Linked DNA regions of Homo sapiens: regions 2 and 3 are each linked to region 1. A link is a loop called in an ENCODE intact Hi-C map of the cell type or tissue named here. Cell type or tissue: heart left ventricle. All regions are shown on one strand.

Region 1 (8,000 bases):
TTTTTGAGATGGAGTCTCACTCTGTCGCCCAGTCTGGAGTGTAGTGGCGCCATCTTGGCTCACTGCAAACTCTACCTCCCAGGTTCACACCATTCTCCTGCCTCAGCCTCCCAAGTAGCTGGGACTACAGGCGCCCACCACCACGCCCAGCTAATTTTTTTTTTTTGTATTTTCAGTAAAGACGGGGTTTCACTGTGTTAGCCAGGATGGTCTCAATCTCCTGACCTTGTGATCTGCCTGCCTTGGCCTCCCAAAGTGCTGGGATTACAGGTGTTTTGGTATCTCTCAAAATGTCCACAACAATATTTTTTTTAATAAACAAAAAGCAAAATAGATGTTTCTTCTTAAAGTTTGTAATAAGCCAACTGCATTCTAAAGTGTTAAATAAAAATAAAAAGGAGGAGGGAGGTAAGTTGAAGACAGACACTCAGGCTGATAAAAGCAGAGGGCAGGCCAGGCACAGTGGCTCACGCCTGTAATCCCAGCATTTTGGGAGGCCAAGGCGGGCAGATCACTTGAGGTCAGGAGTTTGAGACCAGCCTAGCCAACATGGTGAAACCCCATCTCTACTAAGAATACAAAAATTAGGCCGGGCGTGGGGCTCACACCTGTTATCCTAGCACTTTGGGAGGCCGAGGTGGGAGGATCACAAGGTCAGGAGTTCGAGACCAGTCTGGCCAACTTAGTGAAACCCCCATCTCTAATAAAAATAGAGAAAAATTATCCGGGTGTGGTGGTGTGTGCCTGTAATCCCAGCTACTCGGGAGGCTGAGGCAGGAGAATCACTTAAACCCAGGAGGCGGAGGTTGCAATGAGCCGAGATCGCACTATTGCACTCCAGCCCAGGCAATAGTGCGAGACTCCATCTCAAAAAAAAACAAAAATTAGCCTGGTGTGGTGGTGGGTGCCTGTAATCCTAGCTATTTGGGAGGCTGAGGCACGAGAATGGGTAGAACCCAGGAGGCAGAGGTTGCAGTGAGCTGAGCACTCCAGCCCGGGCGACAGAGTGAGACTCCATCTCAAAAAAAAAAAAAAAAAAAAAGCAGAGGGCAGATCGTGGGCACCCCTCATTACCATCTCAGGGAAGTGCCAGGCCTGCTGCTGAGAAGCCAGGCTGGAGACCCTCTCAGGCTCTGAATCCCAGGTATTGTGTCCTTCTTCTTTTTCTAAACCCCAGTTGTTTCTTTTTAAAGATCGACAAAACTTCTTAAAATGTGAACAAGAATTGGCAGCAGCCTGATACCTCCCCAGGGCCCTGTGTGGACACTGGGTGTGCAAGCCTGGGCCCCTGCCCCTTGCTGGATGAAACCCACTTGGGGCAGGTGTCCTCTCTGGACTTTCTGGGCTGGGCTTTGGGACTTCCCCTGCTTCCTCCTCAGTTGCTCAGCCCCAGCTGGGATGGTGCCACACCTGGAATCTTGGGATTTTCCCTCCACCAGGCAGGACCCTGACCCTTCCTCTGACTTGTAGATTACATCTGGTTTGTAAACCTGAGTCACGGCAGAGAACACACCCTGCAGTTGTCACATTCCTGCACACTGTCCCCTGGGTGACCCAGTTGTGGTCACAGCCTCAAATGCTGCAGTTGCTAGTTTCCAGCTCATCATGGAAAGGGCTGAGTCCTGCACAGGCAGGGCTCCCTGGGCACTGGGCCAGCCCACACCCACCTCCCCACTGCCAGCTACTCTGCAGGGCTGTGACATTCCCCAGCCCTGCCTCCCAGGCACCTGGTCAGGAGAGCCTTCCATCCTAGCATCCCAGGGCCCACGCCTGCCCATAACCCTTCTCTCTCTGACCCAAAGGGTCTCGCTCTGTCACCCAGGCTGGAGTGTAATGGCATGATCATGGCTCACTATAGCCTTGACCTCCTGGGCTCAAGTGATCCTCCCACTTCAGCCTCCCCAGTACCTGGGACTATAGATGTGTGCCACCATGCCCAAGTAATTTTTTATTTTTTAAATTTTTTGTGGAGATAGGGGTCTCCCTATGTTGCCCATGCTGGTCTCAAGCTCCTGGTCTCAGCCATCCTCCTGCCTTGGCCTCCCAAAGTACTGAAATGACAGGCATGAGCCACTGCACCCAGCCTAGAAGCCACATTTTTTTTTTTTTTTTTGAAACAGAGTCTTGCTGTGTTGCTCAGGCTGGAGTGCAATGGGGCGATCTCGGCTCACTGCAACCTCTGCCTCCCGGGTTCAAGCAATTCTCCCACCTCAGACTCCTGAGTAGCTGGGGTTACAGGCACCTGACATCATACCTGGCTAATTTTTGTATTTTTGTAGAGACAGGGTTTCTCCATGTTGCCCAGGCTGGTCTTGAACTCCTGACCTCAGGTGATCCACCCGCCTCGGCCTCCCAAAGTGCTGGAATTACAGGTGTGAGCCACCGCGCCCGGCCATAGCCACATTTTAAAAAGGAAAAAGAAATAGGTTAAATTAATTTTAATAATGTCTTATTTAACTCAATATATCCAAAATATTTTCTTTCCACCCATGTAATCAATATAAAACTATCAATATGGATGACAAAATAAAAATTTAAAATTAATAAAACATCTTAAAAGTTTTTCAATACGACTAGCCTCATTTCAAGTGCTCAATAGCTATGTGTGTTTGGTGGCTACTGTACTGGACCGTGGAGATCTAGAAATATCCAGATATTAGCAATAGGAGGGATGTGCGGAGAAGGGAGCCAGAGATTGAGCAACAAAGTGGTTTTAAGAATCTGGGAGCTTGGAGGCTGGGCGCAGTGGCTCATGCCTGTAATCCCAGCAGTTTGGGAGGCCGAGGCGGGTGGATCACCTGAGGTGAGGAGTTCAAGGCCAGCCTGGCCAACATGGTGAAACCCTGTCTCTACTAAAAATACACAAATTAGCTGGGTTGGTGGCGCATGCCTGTAATCCCAGCTACTTGGGAGGCTGAGGCAGGAGAATTGCTTGAACCTGGGAGGTGGAGGTTGTAGTGAGCCGAGATTGAGCCACTGCACTCCAGCCTGGGCGACAGAGGGAGACTCTGTCTCAAAAAAAAAGAAAGAAAGAAAGAAAAGAAAGAAAGAAAAGAAAGAAAGAAAGAAAGAAAGAAAGAAAGAAAGAAAGAAAGAAAGAAAGAAAGAAAGAAAGAAAGAAAGAAAGAACGAACGAACCTGGGAGCTTGAAGGAAAGGGCAAGAGAGACCTTTCTGGGATTCAGAGGCTGAGGGCAGAGCCAAAGATACTGAGGAACTGACTGGGGAAGGAAGTTAGAGGGCGTGCAGTACAGGGCTGGTGCAGTGACTGTCATGAGCCAGGTGGGGGCAAAAGAGAGCTGCTCTGGAGAAAAGACTGGGGCAGACCCAGAGATTGAAGGGAAGGAAGGTTTGTTTGTTAGGTGCTTTTCCTCTGGGCCAGCTATAGTTGTAGTCTGGGGCTTTCAAACCAGAGACTGTAAAATGGAGGCTCAAGGGCACCTAGGGATGATCCTGGCTGCCTCTGCCCATTCTGTGCAGCTAAAGGGAAGTGGGTACCCAGGCCCTGTCAATGGGGAAGCCAGACTGCCCAGGGCTGGGCCTGGACTTTTGCCTGAGAAAGGGAAGAAAAGAGGGCTGAGTTTTAAGCCAGATTGTGGAAATGGGCGAGCATTCTTCCAGTGTTTAAGTTCTAAGTAATGACTAGGAGGAACACCAGCGTTATTCTTTTCGTTGTCTAAGGGGACCAGAACAAGGTTAAGACATTTAAAGCCCTAAGTTCTGAAAATATTATGGCATCCCCCTCCCCCAATATCCTGCCATGAAAAAAAGTTTCAGGAACAAAGTTTTGGGTTTCCATTTTTGAAATATCAAATTCCTTCTGCTGGGACTCTTAAAACAAAACCTAGAATAAAGGGCTCAGAAGTAGCCTCAGAAGAAGTTTTTCTGTCCTGCCCTCCCATTTATCAGTCCAATTCTCCTTCAAGGCTAGCCATAAAAACTAGAATTCCCCTTCTCCAAGGCAGGGCACGGAGACCAGAAGCCCTTTTCCCCAAAGCCAGCCATAAAGCCTAAAAACATTGCTTTAACTTCCCTCTGCCTTTCTGGGTAAAAAGTGGCAATAAAGAAATTATCTGACCTACTTTGTTTGAGTGTAGGTCATAAGACCCCCCCTTCCAGAGAGGATCTTGCCCCATACCCAGAAGGAAAAAATGCTCAGAGAGCCCAAGAAGAGTCTACACAGACAGGCTTTGCTGTTTTTCCTCCACTCAGTCGATTAGTATTAGATCACACTCTGTTTGTCCAATTCTATTTCTATGTGGCTATCCATACTTTGTTGAACCTGAGCGTAAAAATGGACAATTTTCCCTGTATCTTTGGGTCTTCCTTCTGAAGGCCCCCGTGTGTATGCATTAAATAAATTTGTGTGCCTTTCTCCTGTTAATCTCCCTTTTGTGAGCTGATTTTTCAGTGAACCTTCAGAGGACGTAGGGGAAATTTTCCCTTGGCCTCCACACTTCCAAAAACAATTGGTGGTGGGGTGGGTGGGTGCACCAGTTTTAATGAGCCCTTTTCTAGGCCTCAGCAAGACAGGTGCAAACCAGATGACAGTCTCTAGAATTCTAGATGGGAGGGTACCAGGCCAGAAACCAAAGCCCCTGAGCCCAAGGGGACTTCTTGAAAAGTCACGCAACAGCTGGCCCTGCCCAGACAGCTCTGTGGCATGTAGAGCTGAGCTTATTGGTGTGGTCCAGGCATCCGGAGTGAAGGAGAGATGGAGGGGCAGGCTGGCTGTTTGTTCACCCATCTCTCATCATCCCCAGGGACAGAGATGAGAGAGACAGGTGGAATTTGGGATTAAAGAAGGGGACAATGTAGGTCATTTTCTGGTCACCGCCTACCACCACCCCCCCCCTCCCCCCACCCCCCACACAGCATCCAGAGAGCCTGGGGCAGGGGCAGAGAGCCAGAAGGCAGGGCAGGGTCAATCTCCAAATCAGCACATACAGGCCACCTCACTCTCATGCTGAATGCTACCACCTTGTGTGGGGCAACTTACCCAGCTTATGACTGTACTGCTGGGCATTTAGGCTGTCCAGTTTTCTTGCTTTTGCAAATGTTGGAATTTTGCATTTCTTGAACACTTGTGAGAATATCCCTATATCACAATTTTTCTAGCTGGATCAAAGGGAAAGAATATTTTTAAAGTGATTGAAGCTGGATGCAATGGCTCATGCCTGTAATCCTAATATTTTGGGAGGCCAAGGCAGGAGGATTGCTTGAGCCCAGGAGTTCAAGACCAGCCTGAGCAACATAGCAAGATCCCGTCTCTACCAAAAAAAAAAAAAAAAAATAGCCAGGGGTGGTGGCGCACGTATGTAGTCCCAGCTACTCAGGAGGCTGAGGTGGGAGAATTGCTTGAGTCCAGGAGTTTGAGGCTATGGTGAGCTGTAATTGCACCACTGTGCTCCAGCTTGAGTAACAGAGGGAAACTCTGTCTCTCTCTATATAAATACATGTTGGTGTCATGTGGGGAGTTAAAAAACAAAAAATAAATATTTTTAATTGCTCTATATAATAAAATACAATATTTTATTATATAAATAAAAAAATTAAAAGTGATATATGATAAAATAATAAAATATTATATATAGAATAAAATAAAAAAACAAAATATTATATATAGAATAAAATAAATAAAAAATAAATAGACTGATAGGCCTTCACCAAAAAAGGTTACAGTAAATTAAACTGTTACCATGAGTGGGTGAGTACCACACACTTGCCATTTGGGGGCACGTAAAGGGTTTCATATCACTTAGAAGAAAGATAAGTTATTATCGTCTTAATTCCTTTGAACATCAGTGAGCTTGAATATCTTTTTATAATTTGTGAACTATTTTCTCCTGATCAATGATTCTCAACTTTTATTAAAAAAAAAAGAGAGAGAAAGTATGTGAGTACTCAGGTGTATATACCTAAAAGCCTACTTACACAGAAAGATTTGGAATGACATTTTAGGTCAGTGGTCTCAAATTGGGCGGGCATCAGAATCACCTGTGAGGCCTGTTGCAACGCAGTATGCTGGTTCCACCCCCATCATTTCTTTTCTTTTTTTGAAACACAGTCTCACTCTGTTGCCCAGGCTACTGTGCAGTGGTGCGATCTCAGTTCACTGCAACCTCCGCCTCCCAGTTTCAAGTGATTCTCCTGCTTCAGCCTCCCAAATAGCTAGGATTACAAGCACCCACCACCACGGCCAGCTATTTTTTTGTATTTTTAGTAGAGATGAGATTTCACCATGTTGGCCGGGCTGCTCTCAAATTCCTGACCTCAGATGATCCACCCGCCTTGGCATCCCCCATCGTTTCTGATTCAGCAGGTCTAGGGTGGGCCCAAGAATTTGCATTTCTAACAAGTTCGCAGGTGATGCTGACAATGCTGGTCCATGGACCCCACTTTCAGAATAGCTGTTCTACGCTATTAAAAGCAATTACCAGGCCAGGCACCGTGGCTCATGCCTGTAATACCAGCACTTTGGGAGGCTGAGGTGGGCAGATCACAAGGTCAGGAGATCGAGACCATCCTGGCCAACATGGTGAAACCCTGTCTCTACTAAAAATACAAAAAAAAAAAAAAAAAAAAAAAAACTAGCTGGGCGCGGTGGGGCGTGCCTGTAATCCTAGCTACTCAGGACGCTGAGGCAGGAGAAACGCTTGAACCAGGGAGCTAGAGGTTGCAGTCAGCCAAGATTGCGCCACTGCACTCCAGCCTGGCAACAGAGCAAGACTCCGTCTCAAAAACAAACAAACAAAAAAAATTAATAAAAAATAAAATCAGTTACCCATGGGAAGTGGGGTTAAGAAAGAGATTTAAAAACTTATTTGTTTCTGCAATAAGCAAGAATTTCTTTGATCATTAAGGAAATAAAATTGAGACCTTTGAAGATTTGCCTGTGAAAGCACAAATGTGAAAGCATAAGGTGTTTTATGAATGTAAAGCATTATTACCGGGCATTATGTGAGGGATGCATTTGAGAATTTCCCTCTGCCCACCATGCAGTAGCATTGTGATTGCTTTTAGGGCCTAATTCACACCACTGGAATTTGACCTACAAATTCTTTGTGCTGTGTAAACTGCACAGGCAATAATTTAGGAGCAGAGGCAGGACTTGAGCCCAGAGAGAGTGTGGGGAAAGGGAGGAGGGAAGGAGTAGGACGGATCTCTAGGGACAGCCCAGGTGTGAGACTGGAGAAATGAGCACAAATTTTGGAGTCAGACAGATCTGGGTTTGGGCATCTCACTTACTCTGGAGCCTCAATTTTCTCATCTGGAAAATGGGGATATTAAAACACCTAGCATACTGCCTGGTACCTAGCATGCACTCAGTAAATGGAACACCAGGAAGCTTTGCCCCAGGTGGCCATGCGCAAAGCCCGAGCAAATGGTCCAGCCCACTGGGCTCAGGGGAAGCCACTCCTCTTGCCAGCACAGCAGGCCCAAGAGAGAAGATCTGAGGGCTGCTCTGGCCAGGAGCTGTGTGGGGCTCCCACAAAGATGGGCTTCAGGTCCTCAACATAGCCAAGCAGAAGGAGGGCTCTACCTACCCCAAAGGAGATGTAGGCACCCAGCAGGCTGCCAGCAATGGTGGCGTAACCTCCGGTCATGACAACGTGGACTTCAGAGAGTGTCATGTCTGCCAAGTAGGGCCGGATCAGTAATGGAGCCTCGGTCTGCAAACAGGAAAGATGTCAGACAAGCAGGGTGGGGGTGATTGGGCACATCCTCTCCCTTCACAGGTCACAGTGAGCAGCTGGGAGTCCCACGGTAAGAGGCAGCAGGATGGGGTAAGGACCAGGGTCTGTACTTGGCTGAGCTTCTCTGAACCTCAGCATTGCCTACCTCTACAGAAGGACCCCCATCCCTCCCTCCCGGCCTGACAATGCTCCCCTGTGTTGATGTCCTGCCACGTGCCAGGCACCCCGCTAAGCACGTCACCTTTGTTACTCACAACCTTCTGAGATAGAATTGGGTATCTCCGTTTTCCAGGAGAGCAACAGA
Region 2 (8,000 bases), 210 kb after region 1:
GATAGAGTCTCTCTTTGTCGCCAAGACTGGAGTGCAGTAGCACAATTATGGCTCACTAAGGGATCAACTTTCAGGACTCAATCGATCCTCCTGACTCAGCCTCCCGAGTAGCTGGAACTACAGGCATGTGTCCCCACACCTGGCTAATTTTTAAAATTTTCTGTAGAGATGAGGCTTCCACTATGTTGCCCAGGTTGGTCTCGAACTCCTGGGCTCGAGTAATCTGCCCACCTTGGCCTCTCAAAGTATTGGGATTACAGGCGTCAGCCACCATGCCCAGCCCCCAACAGCCTTATTTACATGTACTATTTTGTTAAATCCTCAAATGACATAAATTCTTTTCTATTCCTACTTTACACACCAGAAAACTAGGGATTAAAAAATTGCTAACTGAGTTGGGCATGGTGGCATGCGCCTGCAGTCCCAGCTACTTGGGAGGCTGAGTGGGAGGATTGCTTGAGCAATCTAGGCTTCAGTGGTCTAGGCTTCAGTGAAGGGTGATCACATCACTGCACTCCAGCCTGGGTGACAGAGTGAGACTCTGTCTGTAGAAACATTAAATTAAATAAATTTTTTTGGAAAAAGAGTTAACTAATTGGTCCAAGATCAAACAGCTGGCAATTGATCTGTGATTCAAAGCCAAGTGGGTCTAACTTAACTTCTATACTAAGATGCTTCCTTCAGGGGGGCCAGCAGGCTCTCTGTAAAGGAAAATGCCAGACATAACACTGTGATTGACAGGGCCCAAAAGACTTATGTGTCAGAAAGATTGCCATCCCAGTCGGCAGAGAAAATAGCATGTCAGAGTCCCACATTTGGAAAATTGAATTCCTTAGGCTTTATATCAAGTCTGGGATCACCTGTCCTAAATATCTGAATTATTTTCATAAGAGACACCGAGCAGTATAAGAAACCTCATTAAGCCTTTGCAGATCCTCCTAGTTTATATCACTCTCCCCTGGTCCCGTTCCTTTCTCATGCATTCTTTTTTTTTTTAAGACAGAGTCTCACTCCATTGCTCAGGCTGGAATGCAATGGTGTGATCTTGGCTCACTGCAACCTCTGCCCCCCGGGATCAAGCGATTTTCCTGCCTCAGCCTCCGAGTAGCTGGGACTACAGGCACCTGCCACCATGCCTGGCTAAGTTTTGTATTTTTAGTAGAGACGGGGTTTCACCATGTTGGCCAGGCTGGTCTCAAACTCGACCTCAGGTGATCCATCTGCCTCGGCCTCCCAAAGTGCTGGGATTACAGACATGAGCCACCGTGCCTGGCCTAATTTTTAGTTTTAGTAGAGCAGAGGTCTCACTTTGTTGTCCAGGCTGGTCTTGAACTCCTGGGCCAAAGGGATCTTTCCCCCTTGGCTTCTCAAAGTGCTGGGATTACAGGCGTGAGCCACCGTGCCTGGCCTGACACCCTTTTTAAGCTCCCCACAAGCCTCCCCAACTGAACTGACTTTTGCCACATCTGAAACTCCACAGGACTTTACGCCTCTCTTAGGGCTCTTTTCTACACATTACAAGATTGATACTCATTTAAATAGTTGCTGGCGCTCACTTTTAGATTTGAATTCAACATTAATAGGCATAGGCCAAGGGTTCTACTAGCGAGAATTTAGACTAGAACCCATATTTAACATTTATTAACAAATACTTATTGAGTGTCTGCTACATGTCTGGTACTCTTATGGAAGCTGGAGATAAAGGGGTGGACAAGACAATGTCCCTGTCCTCATGGAGTTCACATGTATTTTCTTCCACAAGTCTTCCTAAATTGGATAAATTAGGAATTTTTTTTCAACTCAATAAGTGTGGGGTGCCTAGAGGCAGCAGTTTTTGGAGGTGACAAAAATACACACACACACACACACACACTTTTAAATTCAACAAGTATTTATTGGGTATAACATGTGCTAGGCTATGTGTTCACCACTAGGAATTTAACAGTGAGCCAGACACCAGTGGTTTCTTTTTCTTTCTCATAATAGCTTTATTGTGATATAATACACATACCATACAATTCACCAGTGTAAAGTGTACAATTTAATGGTTTTGAGTATATTCACATAGTTGTAGAACTAGCATCCCCTAAAAGAAACTCCATACCCATTAGCAGCCACTCCCCATTTTCCCCAACTCTCCCAGCCCTAGGCAACCACTGATTTCCATCTCTGTGGATTTGTCTATTCTAGATATTTCACCTAAATGGAATCATGCAATGCTTTGTCTTTTGTGACTGGATCCTTTCACTAAATCTGTTTCAAGGGTCATTCATGTTGTAGTATTTCCTTTTGTTGCCAGATTAATATTCCATTGTACCAGCGGAATTATTAGTACATTATTCCAATATACCACATTTATTTATCCCTTCATTAGTTGATAAACATTTCAGTTATTTCCACTTTTTAGCTATTATGAATAATGCTGCTGTGAACATTCATGTACAAGTTTTTGTGTGGACAAACGTTTTCAATTTTCTTGGGTATATACCTAGCAGTGGAATTGCTGGTTAATATGGTGATTCCATCTTTAACCTTTTTTTGTTTGTGTGTTTTGAGATAGGGTCTCACTTTGTCGCCCAGGTTGGAGTGCAGTGGCACGATCTCGGCTCACCGCAAACTCTGCCTCCTGGGTTCAAGCGATTCTCCTGCCTCAGCCTCCCCAGTAGCTGAGATTACAGGTGCCCACCACCACACCCGCCTAATTTTTGTATCTTTAGTAAAGACGGGTTTTCACCATGTTGGCCAGGCTAGTCTGGAACTCCTGACCTCAGGTGATCTGCCTGCCTCAGCCTCCCAAAGTGCTGGGATTACAGGCATGAGCCACTGCAGACGGCACATCTTTAACCTTTTGAGCAACTGCAGCTATTTCCCAAAGTGGCTGCACCATTTTACATTCCCACCAGCAGTATATGAGGGTTCCAATTTCTTCACATCTTCCCCTAAACTTATTATTATTTGTCTTTTTTATTACAGCCATCCTCCAATAAATTCAAGTTTTTATTTTGGAATGACTTTCCATTTAAAGAATTTCGAGGATACTACAAAGAGTTCCAGTATATCCTTCATTCATCTTTCCCTAATGGGAGAGAAGGATTATTTTGAAAAAAAAAAAAAAAAAAAAAAAAGAGAGAGAAATGATACCAAGTAATCCAGCTTTAGTCTTTGTTGACTGAAGTGCGTATTAGGAGCTTTGGCCAGTCAAAGCAAAAGGTAGCGAAAAGATAGTCACTTCAAGGTGTCCAAGTTAAGAAAACCAGGAGGTAGAATTCAAGGAGACCATGTCAAATCCTGTCAGCAAAGTCAAGGTCAGAAAGGAAGCCACTTCCTAACGACCCACACCACTGGTGGTCTCATCACGCTGTTGCACCATTTGGATGTTTTCTAATTCTCCCGGGCTGTTTTCTCTCCAATTGGACTGTAAACTCCTGGCAGGCTCAGGCAGTGCTCGGAAGGTCTCTCACACGGTCCAACCTTACGCGAAAAGCACTTATTGAAAGCACCTCGATGGCCGGGCGCGGTGGCTCACGACTGTAATCCCAGCACTTTGGGACGCCAAGGCGGGCGGATCACCTGAGCTCAAGAGTTCGAGACCAGCCTGGCCAACATAGTGAAACCCTGTCTCTACTAAAAATACAAAAATTAGCCAGGTTTGGTGGCGCGCGCCTGTAGTCCCAGCTACTTGGGAGCCTGAGGCAGGAGAATCGCCTGAACCCGCGAGGCGGAGGTTGCAGTGAGCTGAGATTGCGCCACTGCACTCCAGCCTGGGCGACACAGTGAGAAAGAAAGGAAAGAGAGAAAGAGAAAGAAAAAGAGAAAGAGACAGACAGACAGAAAGTAAGCAAGCAAGCAAGCAAGCACCTCAACAGAGACAGAGACGTAAAGAAAGAGAGACAGAGACAGAAAGAAAGAAAGCACCTCCTCAGCTTCCCATAGCGCAGGAGACTTGCTCGACCAGAGAACCTACGGTCAGACGACACATCCACTGCCACACCCATACCCAAGCCGGGACGCGGAACCGCTTCTACCCGCCCACACCGGAGAGGTTGCTCGCGATTGGCCGGGCGGGCACAGAGGCCCGCCTTCCGAAGGTGGCAGAGCAGCCTCCCCAACTAAGCCTGGGTCGCCGCCTCGGTGAAGGGCCGCGGGGCCGAGCGCGGGAAGTGGCGTCCAGTCGGTTTTTGGCAGGCGAGAGCCAGAGCGTGAGAACCCTCCCACGGCGAGGCCAAGCCCTGAGACTGGACTAGCAAGGTCGTGAGTCTCTCTGTCAGCTCTCCGCAGCGAAGGGGCGCGGGGGGCGGGGACCGTGCCCGACCGTGCCAGCTCCCGCCCCGGAAGCGGAAGTGCAAGCACTGCGGGGTCCTGTCCAGTGTGAGCCCGACCCGAGCTCCAGTAGTTCCGCCCGCTGGTCATCGCGCCCTTTCCCCTGCCGGTGTCCTGCTCGCCGTCCCCGCCATGCTGTCTCTAGACTTTTTGGACGATGTGCGGCGGATGAACAAGCGGCAGGTGAGCTTGTCCGTCCTCTTTTTCTCCTGGCTCTTCTTGTCCCTTCGAGGCTGCTGCTGCGGGGCCCGGCGGACCCCAGGGTTCTGGTGTGAGGGTCTGAGCTGGTCTGATACCCGGGTCATTCGCTTTCTTTGGAGACTGTGGCCAGAGGCCGCCTTGTCCGCCTCATTATTTTTAACCCCGAACTGATTCAGGGCCTACCGGGGGCGGGGCGGGAAGCGGTGTCTTCACGTTCCATTCCTCCCACTGAGGCAGGGGAGCAAATGGAAACCGTACGCGCTTGAAGTGGGAGTTGGGGTTGCTTATTGTTTTAGTCATTTTAAGGCGGCGGACTCTTGATTTCTCCAGTCGGAGCGACTCCAGGTGGTTTCGGGAGAGACGAGGTTTAGCCGGTTTCTGGGGCGCTCAGGAAGGCGATTGGAGGCCCCACAAAAACCGTTTTGCTGCTTTCAGCTCCTTGCAACCCTTTAGTAGAGCTGAACCGTAGCGGGCTGCACCGACTTTGACTTGGACCACTCTGGGCTCCGAGTTGGAACAGTTACACTACTTGCCCTTGCGTCCGCTTAGCACTAAGGCGGCAGCCCTCGGAATCTATGGTTTTACAGTCCAATATCAGTGCCACGGGGATCTGGAAATGTAGGTCTCCTGATTTTGTCCTTACACTTTACTTTGATCTTCTAGATCGTATGCCAAATAGTACTGAGAATATTGTTGTAATTATTTAGTCCTTAGAAAAGGTTGTTCTGTTTTATCTTTTGCGCCTAGTGTGTCTGTAGAGCCTAGTTTTGCTGCATCGGACTTTTTTTTTGTTTTAAACAGTATTTTACTGTTATGATTATCCTGATGTCACCATTAAGGATTTTTTTTCCTTGGACTTGCATTTTTTGTACTTATAACTGCCACTTAGGGAAGTAGATACACAACCTTTCCTTACTCCCCTTCAGGCCTTAGCTAGCTCAGTGTCAATTCTGTCAGTCAGAATTGAGCATTCTATAAAAATTGCGCAAACGTTACTTTATGTCTTTATGACAACACTTCAAATTTTTACTTGTATAGTGTTGTCTTTTTTTAATCCATATTTGGATTTCTAGATGCCACAGATATTTCTCTGAGGAAAGTATTTATTTTGAGTCTGATATTTATTGTACTCTATGCTAGGTACAATGAGAGAAATGCAAAGATAGTTAAGAAAGACTCGGCCTTCAAGGAGCCTAAATGTGTAGAAAAGGACTAAGGCAAAACAATAACTTTTTTGAGCTCTTGCCATGTGTGAAGCACTTTATACACCTGTAAGGTAGGTAACGTTGTTCTTATTAAACATGAAGAAAATGAGACTTTGTGAGAAGCAATACAGTATAGAAGTTAAGAATATGGACTCTAAAGCTAGATTTCAGAGGTTTGAAGTAGCTCTGCTACTTACTGGCTGTGTGACTTTGAGCAGATTACTTAACCTGTCTGTGCCTATGTTTACTTTTATTGTTGTAAAAAGATATGCAACATAAAATATTCCATTTCAACCGTTTTTACGTGTATACTTCACTGACATTAGTTGCATTCACTATGTTGTGCAAACGTAGGGTCGCTATGAAGATTAAATGAGTTAATTCATATAAAGCCCTCAGAAGAGTGTCTGGCACATGGTGAGTATTGGCTGTACTGTGGTCGATGTCATTGTTAGAGAGCTTTAGTGATTTGCTTAAGACAGAAGGTAGACTGGGTGCGGTGGCTCACGCCTGTAATCCCAGCACTTTGGGAGGCTGAGGCAGGCGGATCACAATGTCAAGAGATTGAGACCATCCTGGCCAACATGGTGAAACCCCCTCTCTACTAAAAATACAGATACTAGCTGGGCCTGTTGGCGCACGCCTGTAGTTCCAGCTACTCAGGAGGCTGAGGCAGGGGAATCGCCTGGGAGGTGGAGATTGCAGTGAGCTGAGATCGTGCCACCGCACTCCAGCCTGGTGACAGAGTGAGACTCCGTCTCAAAAAAAAAAAAAAAAAAAAAAGAAGGTATATGGCAGGATGTGGATTTGATCTCAGGTCTTACTTTAAAGCCTGAACACTTGGATAAAGAAGGATATGACCTGTTCTAGCAGTGGTAGGAAAATTTTGAGAGGTTCCAGTCAGGGCATTACGAACAGCTTCAAGGAGAAACTAGCATTTAAGTTGGATCTTGAAAGACCTTAATAGCTTCATCTTTAACCTGGGTTGGTTAGCATTCCAATAATCAAAAGGGAAGGAATTCACTCAGCACTTGCAAACCTGCTAGATAGGCTCTAAAGCATAGAGATATATAAGGTACTCTTCCTGCTCTAATAAAATGGACAGGAAGAAAGAACAGAAACATGAAGATACAATGAATAGGCTACTCTGCCCTGTGTTTCTCTAATATGGAGTGATTGTGGTTCAGAATTCATTGCATCTAGGACATTCAGGGTTAGTGGAAGTTTAAATGGTAAAATTATCCTCCCTGGCCTCCCAGAGGTTGTTAGGAATGGATAGGAGGGATTGGATAACATGGGGTGAGGGAGAGTTATGAAATGAGATCTTTATCTGTACATAATATCTAGGAGGAAGAATTGACAATACATGTAGATACTGAGAATCAGACGAAAGAGGGAAACTAGAATTTTGTTTTATTCCTCTAAAAGTTGCTATTATTTGCATAACTTCTCTGCTTATACCTAATTACATATTACATATATGTTAAATGTCTGATTGCTTTGAGTTTTTGTTTTTTTTTTCTTATCAGATCCACAGAGGAATACTTTAGTAAATGAACTCCATCCATTTAAAGTGTACCATTTGATAAGTGTTTTTTTTTTTTTTTTGAGACGGAGTCTCACTCTGTTGCCCAGGCTGGAGTGCAGTAGTGCAATCTTGACTCACTGCAAGCTCCACCTCCCAGGTTCACGCCATTCTCCTGCCTCAGCCTCCCAAGTAGCTGGGACTACAGGCACCCGCCACCACACCCGGCTAATTTTTTGTATTTTTAGTAGAGACAGGGTTTCACCATGGTCTTGATCTCCTGACCTTGTGATCCGCCTGCCTCGGCCTTCCAAAATGCTAGGATTACAGGCGTGAGCCACTGCTCCCGGCCGGCCGATAAGTTTTTATACTTACGTATACTGATCACAATCAAGATATAGAACGTATATATCACCTACAAGACCCGTTCTGTCCCACCTCTAATGTGCTTTTTGTCAGTATAGAGGGGTATGCATTTTATATAAATGGAATCATAGAGTATGTATTCTTTGGAGTTTTAATCAGTTTTTAGGCTGGACGCAGTGGCTCATGCCTGTAATCCAGCACTTTGGGAGGCCGAGCAGGTGGATTGCCTGAGCTCAGGAGTTCAAGACCAGCCTGGCCAACATGGTGAAACCCTGTCTCTACTAAAAATACAAAAATTAGCCGAGCATGGTGGTGCGCACCTGTAATCCCAGCTACTCAGGAGGCTGAGGCAGGAGAATTGCTTCAACCTGGGAGGCAGAGGT
Region 3 (8,000 bases), 230 kb after region 1:
GTTCTCTAGAATGAGGAGCCCGAAGTGACCAAGTAGCAGTCTTAACATTCAGTTTAATGGAACCATTATGTCCCTTAATGGATGGATTAAAACCTTTGTGAATTAAAACCTTTAAATCAGGCCAGGTATGGTGGCTCATGCCTGTAATCCTAGTACTTTGGGAGGCTGAGGCAGGTGGATCACCTGAGGTCAGGAGTTCGAGACCAGCCTAGCCAACAAGGTGAAACCCCGTCTCCACTAAAAATAAAAAAATTTTTGGACATTGTGGCGGGCACCTGTATTCCCAGCTACTCAGTAGAGGCAGGAGAATCGCATGAACCCAGGAAGCAGAGGTTGCAGTGAGCTGAGATCGTGCCACTGCACTCCAGCCTGGGTGACAAGAGCAAGACTCCATCTCAAAATAAATAAATAAATAAAACCTTTAAATCAGCAGATTTAAAAGTTGTAAGGATGGGAAGCATAATTTTTTTTTTGATGGAATCTCGCTCTCTTGCCCAGGCTGGAGTGCAGTGGTGCGATCTCGGCTCACTGCAACTTCTGCCTCCTGGGTTCAAGCGGTTCTCCTGCCTCAGTCTCCTGAGTAGCTGGGACTACAGATGCACACCACCACGCCTGGCTAATTTTTGTATTTTTAGTAGAGGCGGGGTTTCACCATGTTGACCAGGCTAGTCTCGAACTCATGACCTCAGGTAATCCACCTGCCTCGGCCTCCCAAAGTGCTGGGATTACAGGTGTGAGCCACTGCGCCTGGTCTGGAAGCAGAAATTTCGCTACCAGATCATTAGGGGTAATAATGAGAGGAGTCACACCCATTCCTATCCTTTAATTCCTGGACTAGTGAATCCTAGCTATAGAAAAAACAGCACCAAATGTTGGTTGTCAGTTCAGATCATATACAACATACTGGAGAACATTAGACATTACCCCAGCCCCACAAAGTGTTGCCACCTAGCTGGTGCCATAACTGCATTCTGAAAAGGCCATTTCTGTCACGCAGAAGACAGTAACTGTAGCAGTAATTGAACAGGGAAAATCTAATATAAGTAACTGTTAACTACTAAAAGATGCTAAACTACTAAAAAGGGATAAAAGAGGACTCTTGGCTGGGCTCAGTGGCTCAGGCCTATAATCCCAGCACTTTGGGAAGCCTGGACAGGAGGATCACTTGAGGCCAGGAGTTCAAGACCAGCCTGGGCAATATAGTGAGACCCCGTCTCTACAAGAAATTAAAGTATTAGCCAGGCGTGGTGGTACTCACCTGTAGTCCTAGCTACTCGGTAGGCTGAGGTGGGAGAATCACTTGAGCCCAGAAGTTTGAGCCTGCAGTGAGCTATGATCATACTACTGTACTCCAGCCTGGGCAACAGAATGAGACCCTTTCTCTTTAAAAAGAGAAAAAAAAAAAGACTCCAGAAGTAGCATATGCAGAAAACAGCTACTATCCTCCAGGATGAGGAAGAGTGAACAAAGAAAGAACTAAGAAAGCACCTTACCCCAAACCCCTCCCAAGCCTGAGATTCAGACCTTTTGGTGAGGGTTTGGCTGCCACAGGAACATGCAACCTATCATGGCAATACCATTTGCCAGAGTACTGACCTGGAGCTGGTTTATAGTCGTGAATTACTGGAAGGTTAAGAAATTTGGCAGAGAGTGAGTGTGGGCTGGAGTCAACCTTGATGGTCCCTGAGGTGAGCACTATCAGGCTTCCAACACACAGACCCACTGGGTATCAGGTGGAATAAAATCATGTTGAAACCAGGAAGGGAAGCCCTCTGTTGCTTTGCAGTGGTCTTTCAATACCCTTTATTAATTAAACCTAACATTAAGCTAGCTGGCGGAGGATTTGTGTTTATAGGATTCAGCTTGAGTAACACAAGGAAGGAGGGTGGATTTGGAGTTGAGAGACAATAAATCGAAAACTGGCCTACTATTCTATTATTTCAGGCCAGCTACTTCAAGGTGATGAGGGACATAGTAAGACTAGTGAATTCCATGACTGCTTGTCCACTGCTGTGTTTTAGTTGCTATAAAGTAAGTCCCCCTGTCAGAAGCAATGTTGTATGGGATACCACAATGAGGAATAAGGCATTCTGTAAGATCATGGATGGTGCTTTTTGACAGAAATACTAAGGACAAGGAAGACCAATCTATATCCGGAGTTTACTCTAGCAAGAAGAAATTGCTGTTCCTTTCATGATTGAAATGATCCAGTATGATCAGCGTGCCATCAGGATTGGTGGCAGTGTTGGTTTTTTGCGGTTGGCAGGGTAGTCACTCAGTGTTGGCTAGAACCTAATAGGTCTTGGTGAGTGGAAGTCCATGTTGCTAACCTTTATCTTGGCTGCTGCAGCCACTTTGGTCATGAGTCCGTTGGGTAAGACAGGTGGCTGGGGAAATAGGCTGACTGACATCCACAGAAGAAGTCATTTTTGTTCACCTGATTATTAAGAGCTTCTGCTGAGGTAATTCTGTGATGAGCACTTATATGGCACACAATTATCTTCATATTCTATATACGTATTTGGAGTGCTCCATCCACATATCTCTTCCTCAGACTTCTTGTCTCAACTTTCCAGTGATGTCCCCTCCAAGTCGCTGTCCATCCAGCCAAACTGCTAGTCATTTTTGAATCAATGTAAATCTACATCTGTAGTCATCTCTCCATCCAGGCAAAATGAACAACTGCTGTATCGCTTGAAGCTGCCCATTGGGAGGATTTCTCTTCCTCACAATCCTTCATGATCAACCCTGCATGAGATTGTAATGCTATAGCTGTCTGCTTTCAGTTAGTGCTAGAGGGTTTATGTTGAACCATCACAAATCAGGCCTAAAGTGTTCCTTAGTCAGCTGTCAGAGGGAGCTCCTCATGAGGCAGTAAATGCAAGATGAGAGAGGAAGCAGGGTAGCATCGTTAGGAGCCATGGGTATCTGAGTCACTTGCTCATATTTACTTGTGTCTTCAAGACATGCTTGAGCCCAGTCTTCTGTATACCACTTACACTTAATGATGGAGTACTTACTGCTGTGCATGCCCTATTTTTTGGCTTGGTGAATCTGACAGCGTCCAGGCATCCGGTGCATGTCAGGGAGTTCAGGTCACATGGTAACTTGGCCCATGGTCAAGTTGTTAGTCTCTACAAGAACTCAGTAGCAAACAAAAAGCTGTTACTCAAGAGGAGAATAATTCTCCAAAGGACAGTATAGCTTTGTCCCCAATCCCAAAGGTCTTGCCTGTCATTTACTTATAAAGGACTGCTGATGGCTCCATATAGCATCCCTATCCATTACAGACACACCAGTCATCATGAAATCTTCTGAGTCACGTGGGTACTACTGTAATCCCAGGTACTAGTACAGCTTTCAAAGCTTGGACCTGTTGCGGAACCTTACTTAAAACTGGCTTAAAATGGGCTTACTAAATAAATAGAGTAAGTTGGGGAGTATTCACTTTTCTGCAATTTTCTGGAAGAGTTAGTGTGTAGAATTGTTAGAATTGTTTTCCTTAAATGTCTGGTGGAATTTGCCAGTGAATACCATCTGAGCCTGGAGTTTTCTTTGTGGGAAGATTTTAAATCCATAAATTCAAATTATATGTAGGTCTATTCAGGTTGTCTATTTCTTCTTGAGTGAATTTTGGTAGTTGGTATCAAGGAATTGACTTACTTCATCAAAGTTGTCTAATATGTAAAGTTGTGTAATATATTGGTATAAATATATTTATAAACTGGGCACTGTTGCTTGTGTCTATAATCTCAGCTGCTCAGGAGGCTGAGGCAGGACGATTGTTGAGCCCAGGAGTTTGAAACCAGCCTGGGCAACATAGCAAGACCTCATCTCTAAAATTTTTTTTTTTTTTTTTGAGACGGAGTTTCGCTTTTGCTGCCCAGGCTGGAGTGCAGTGGTGCATGCGATCTTGGCTCACTGTTGCAGTGAGCCTCCCGGGTTCAAGTGATTCTCCTGCCTCAGCCTCCCGAGTAGCTGGGATTACGGGTGCCCGCCACCACGCCCAGCTAATTTTTGTATTTTTAGTAGAGATGGGGTTTCACCATGTTGGCCAGGCTGGTCTCAAACTCCTGATCTCAGGTGATCCGCCTACCTCGGCCTCCCAAAGTGCTGGGATTACAGGTGTGAGCCACTGCGCCCAGCCAAAAATTTTTGAAAAAATTAGCCGGGTTATTAGTTGCAGAAATGTTTAGAATTTTTACATTCTCATGATGAACTTACCTCCCTATTATTATTATTATTATTATCATTGTTATTGAGACAGACTCTCGCTGTGTCTCCAGGCTGGAGTGCAGTGGCACGATCTCGGTTCACTGCCACCTCCGCCTCCCGGGTTCAAGCAATTCTCCTGCCTCAGCCTCCCAAGTAGCTGGGACTACAGCCGCACGCCACCACACCCAGCTAATTTGTGTATTTTTAGTGAAGATGGGGTTTCACCATGTTGGCCAGGATGGTCTCGATCTCTTGACCTGTGATCCGCCCACCTTGGCCTCCCAATGTGCTGGGATTACAGGTGTGAGCCACTGTGCCCGGCCAAAATCTACTTTGTATGATATTAATGCAACCACTCCAGCTTGCTTTTTTTTTCTTCAATTTTCTTTTGATTAATGTAAGCATGATATGTGTTTTTCTCTTTTTTTCTTTCACAATATTTGTGTCTTTATATTTAAAGTGCATTTTTTGTAGGCAGCATATAATTGAACGTTGTTTTATTTATCCAAGTGGACAATATTTAACTTCTAAGTATAGTATTTAGATCATTTACATTTTTTTTTCTTGAAACGGAGTCTTGCTTTGTTGCCCAGGCTGGAGTGCAGTGGCATGATCTCAATAAGTATAAAATATAAGTATCTATTATGCCTGTAATCCCAGCTACTTGGGAGGCTGAGGCAGGAGAATTGCTTGAACCCGGGAGGTGGAGGTTGCAGTGAGCTGGGATCATGCCATTGCACTCCACCCTAGGCAACAAGAGCAAAACTCCATCTCAAAAAAAAAATTATTATTATTATTGTTATTGAGATGGAGTCTTGCTATGTTGCCCAGGCTGGTCTCAAACTCATAGGCTCAAGTGATCCTCCCACTACAGCCTCTTGCTGAGTAGCTGGGACTATAAGTGCATGCCACCATGCCTGGCTCAGTCTTTTTTTTTTTTTTTTTCCTATTTGCTTTTTCATTTGAGATAATTTCTATTGTTATGACTTCAAGTTTGCTAAACTTTTCTTCTGAGGTGCCTAGTCAGCTGTTATTTTCACCTGTCTGCTGTTTATTTCAGACATTGTTATTTTTTGTCTCTAGAAGTTTGATTTAGGTCTTGGATTTTTTTTTTTTTTTTTTTTTTGATATGGAGTTTCGCTCTTGTTGCCCAGGTAGGAGTACATGCAATGGCGTGATGTCGGCTTACTGCAACCTCTGCCTTCCGGGTTCAAGTGACTCTGCTACCTCAGCCTCCCTAGTAGCTGGGATTACAGGCATGCGCCACCACGCCTGGCTAATTTTGTATTTTTAGTAGAGACAGAGTTTCTCCATGTTGGTCAGGCTGGTCTCAAATTCCCAACCTCAGGTTATCTGCCTGCCTCGGCTTCCCAAAGTGCTGGGATTACAGGTGTGAGCCACCGCGCCTGGCCTCTGGATATTTTTTCTATCATCCACATCTCTACTTAATGTGCTAACTTTTCCCCTACCTTTTTTTTTTTTTTTTTTTTTTTTTTTTTTTTTTTTTTTTTTTTTTTGAGACAGAGTCTTCCTCTGTCACCCAGGCTCGAATGCAGTGGTGTGATCTCGGCTCACTGCAACCTCCACCTCCTGGGTTCAAGCAATTCTCCTGCCTCAGCCTCCTGATTAGCTAGGACTACAGGCATGCGCCACCATGCCCGGCTAATTTTTGTATTTTTAGTAGAGATGGGATTTTACCATGTTGGCCAGGCCAGTCTAGAACTCCTGACCATGTGATCTGCCCGCCTTGGCCTCCTAAAGTTCTGGGATTACAGGCATAAGCCACCTCGCCCAGCAAATATCCCTTTCTACTAATCCTATAATTTCTGCCATTTCTGGGTCTGTTTCTGTTTATTGATTTTTCTCATTATAGGTCATATTTTCTTGCCTCTTTGCATGTCTGGTAGTTTTTTATTGGTTGCCAGACTTTGTGAATTTTACCTTTTTGGGTGCTGGATATGTTTGGATTTGCATAAATATTCTTGAGCTTTATTCTGGGTTACAGGCAAGTTAGTTGGAAACAGTTTGGTCTTCTCAAGCTCTTGTGAAGCTTTGTTAGATGGATCCAGAGCGGCCTTTAGTCTGTGGCTAATTTTGCACTACAAGTGAGTAATACCTTTCTGAGTACTCTAATCCAAAGCCCCGTGAAGATTTCCACTCTGTCTGGTGGAAACAAACTATTCTTACGCCATAAGAGCTGTGAGAATTGTTCCATCCGCTGCTTTTAGATGGTTGTTTTTCCATCCTCAGGAGTCCCCTCACATGCATGCACTGATCATTGCTTTTGCCTCCCTGAACTCCCAGTTCTTTTTTTTGTGTGTGTGTGTCTTTGTTTTTTTCTTTTTCCGTGGAGAACGGGGATCTTGCTGTATTGCCCAGGCAGGTCTTGAACTCCTGGGCTCAAGCTATCCTCCTGCCTCTGCCTCCCTAAGAGCTGGGATTACAGGCATGAGCCACCGTGCCTGGCTGAACTCCCCAGTTCTTTATCCTCAAGTCAGGGAGACTGCTAGGCTCTGTCTGCATTTCTCCTTTGCCCTGTGGTCTGGAAATTCTCCGATCTATAAGTTGAGGCAGTTGTAGGTCTCACCTTCTTTGTTTCCCCTTTCTAAGTAATCACAGTCCTTACTACCTGAACACAGTCATATAGCCAATGTCCGAAAACCCTTGTTTCATATATTTTGTCCAGTGTTTTAGTTATTTCAGGCAGGAAGGTAAATTTGGTCTCTTTAACTCATTTTGGCTAGAACAGCATATTTTGTTTTTTTTGTTTCCTGGTTTTTTTTTTTTTTTTTTTGGAGACAAGAGTCTTGCTCTGTTGCCCAGGCTGGAGTGCAGTGGTGTGATCTCAGCTCACTGCAACCTCTGCCTCCCAGGTTCAAGTCATCCTCCCACCTCAACCTCCCGAGCAGCTGGGACCACAGGCACGTGCCACCACGCCTGGCTAAATTTTGTATTTTTGGTAGAGATGGGGTTTCGCCATGTTGGCCAGGCTGGTCTCAAACTCCTGGCCTCAAGTGATCTGCCCTCCTTGGCCTCGCAAAGTGCTGGGAGTATAGGCATGAGCCACCACTCCTGGCCAGGACAGCATATTTTGGAAATTCACCTATGTTGCATGTGTCAATAGTTAATTCCTTTGTATTCCTGAGTAGTATTCCATTTTGTGGAAATACTACGATTTATGTACGGGTTGAGTATCTGTTATCTGAAATGCTTGGGGCCAGAAGTATTTTGGACTTTTTTTTTATTTTGGAATACTTCTATTTGCATTTTACCGGTTGAACATCCCAAATCTGAAATATCCAAAATCCAAAATGTTCCAGTGAGCCTGAATTCATCTGTTGATGGGCATTTGAGTTATTTCCGGTTTGAGGCTATTATGAGGGAAGCTGCTGTACATGTGTTTGTATATGTTAAATGTGTTTTCACTTGTCAGATTTTAAAAGATTTAACAGATTTTTAAAGTGAAAATTGTTTTAATGATGGTATGCTTATTTAGACTATTAGGAATTTAAAAAATTATCATTTAAGATTCATTCCAGGTCCTGCATTGATTTTATTGGGTCACAATAATAGTGTCCATTTGAAGATATTTCAATTTTTTCAGCACCGTCAATTTCACTTCTAGCTGCTATCAGTATACCTTCTGTAATATCTAGCTTCTGATTTCTCCTTTCATGAGTTAGAAAGCAGGAGAATTGTGATTATGGATTAATGAGTCCCTTAATTTGAGGTCTTAAGATAAATGGAATTTAAGACTTAGGCCAACTGCTATTTTGTAGCTCTAA

What was found. Hi-C counts contacts between places; a loop is a spot of excess contacts. Peaks named below come from ENCODE experiments on the same cell type or tissue, not always from the same donor. Only the 100,000 strongest peaks of a DNase experiment are listed, where the experiment ranks them.
Region 2: a loop joins it to region 1, with 2.4 times the contacts of the local background. A loop is called at or near these places in 17 of 110 quality-filtered maps.
Region 3: a loop joins it to region 1, with 3 times the contacts of the local background. A loop is called at or near these places in 16 of 110 quality-filtered maps.

The regions. Positions count from the first base shown.
Region 1 is chr15:84,923,657-84,931,656 of GRCh38, reverse strand. SLC28A1 (solute carrier family 28 member 1) reads right to left here. Exons shown (of 19, transcript NM_004213.5): 12 at 7,547-7,672. Among named protein-coding and RNA genes, the nearest start is that of SLC28A1, 43 kb to the right of the region's middle. RefSeq lists enhancers at 3,531-3,590, 7,003-7,503. In heart left ventricle, a CTCF peak has its summit at 3,273; a DNase peak (open chromatin) is centred at 3,276; H3K27ac peaks cover 1,146 bases.
Region 2 is chr15:84,712,528-84,720,527 of GRCh38, reverse strand. SEC11A (SEC11 homolog A, signal peptidase complex subunit) reads left to right here and starts at 4,389. Exons shown (of 6, transcript NM_014300.4): 1 at 4,389-4,503. The coding sequence starts at 4,453. RefSeq lists enhancers at 3,041-3,604, 3,726-3,835, 3,856-3,975, 3,605-4,170, 4,646-4,715 and 1 more. In heart left ventricle, no CTCF peak of the experiment used is centred here; DNase peaks (open chromatin) are centred at 3,637, 4,037 and 4,327; H3K4me3 peaks cover 3,194 bases; H3K27ac peaks cover 2,046 bases.
Region 3 is chr15:84,698,326-84,706,325 of GRCh38, reverse strand. The region is part of intron 1 of SEC11A (SEC11 homolog A, signal peptidase complex subunit); the gene reads left to right. Among named protein-coding and RNA genes, the nearest start is that of SEC11A, 14 kb to the left of the region's middle. In heart left ventricle, no CTCF peak of the experiment used is centred here; no DNase peak of the experiment used is centred here; H3K27ac peaks cover 353 bases.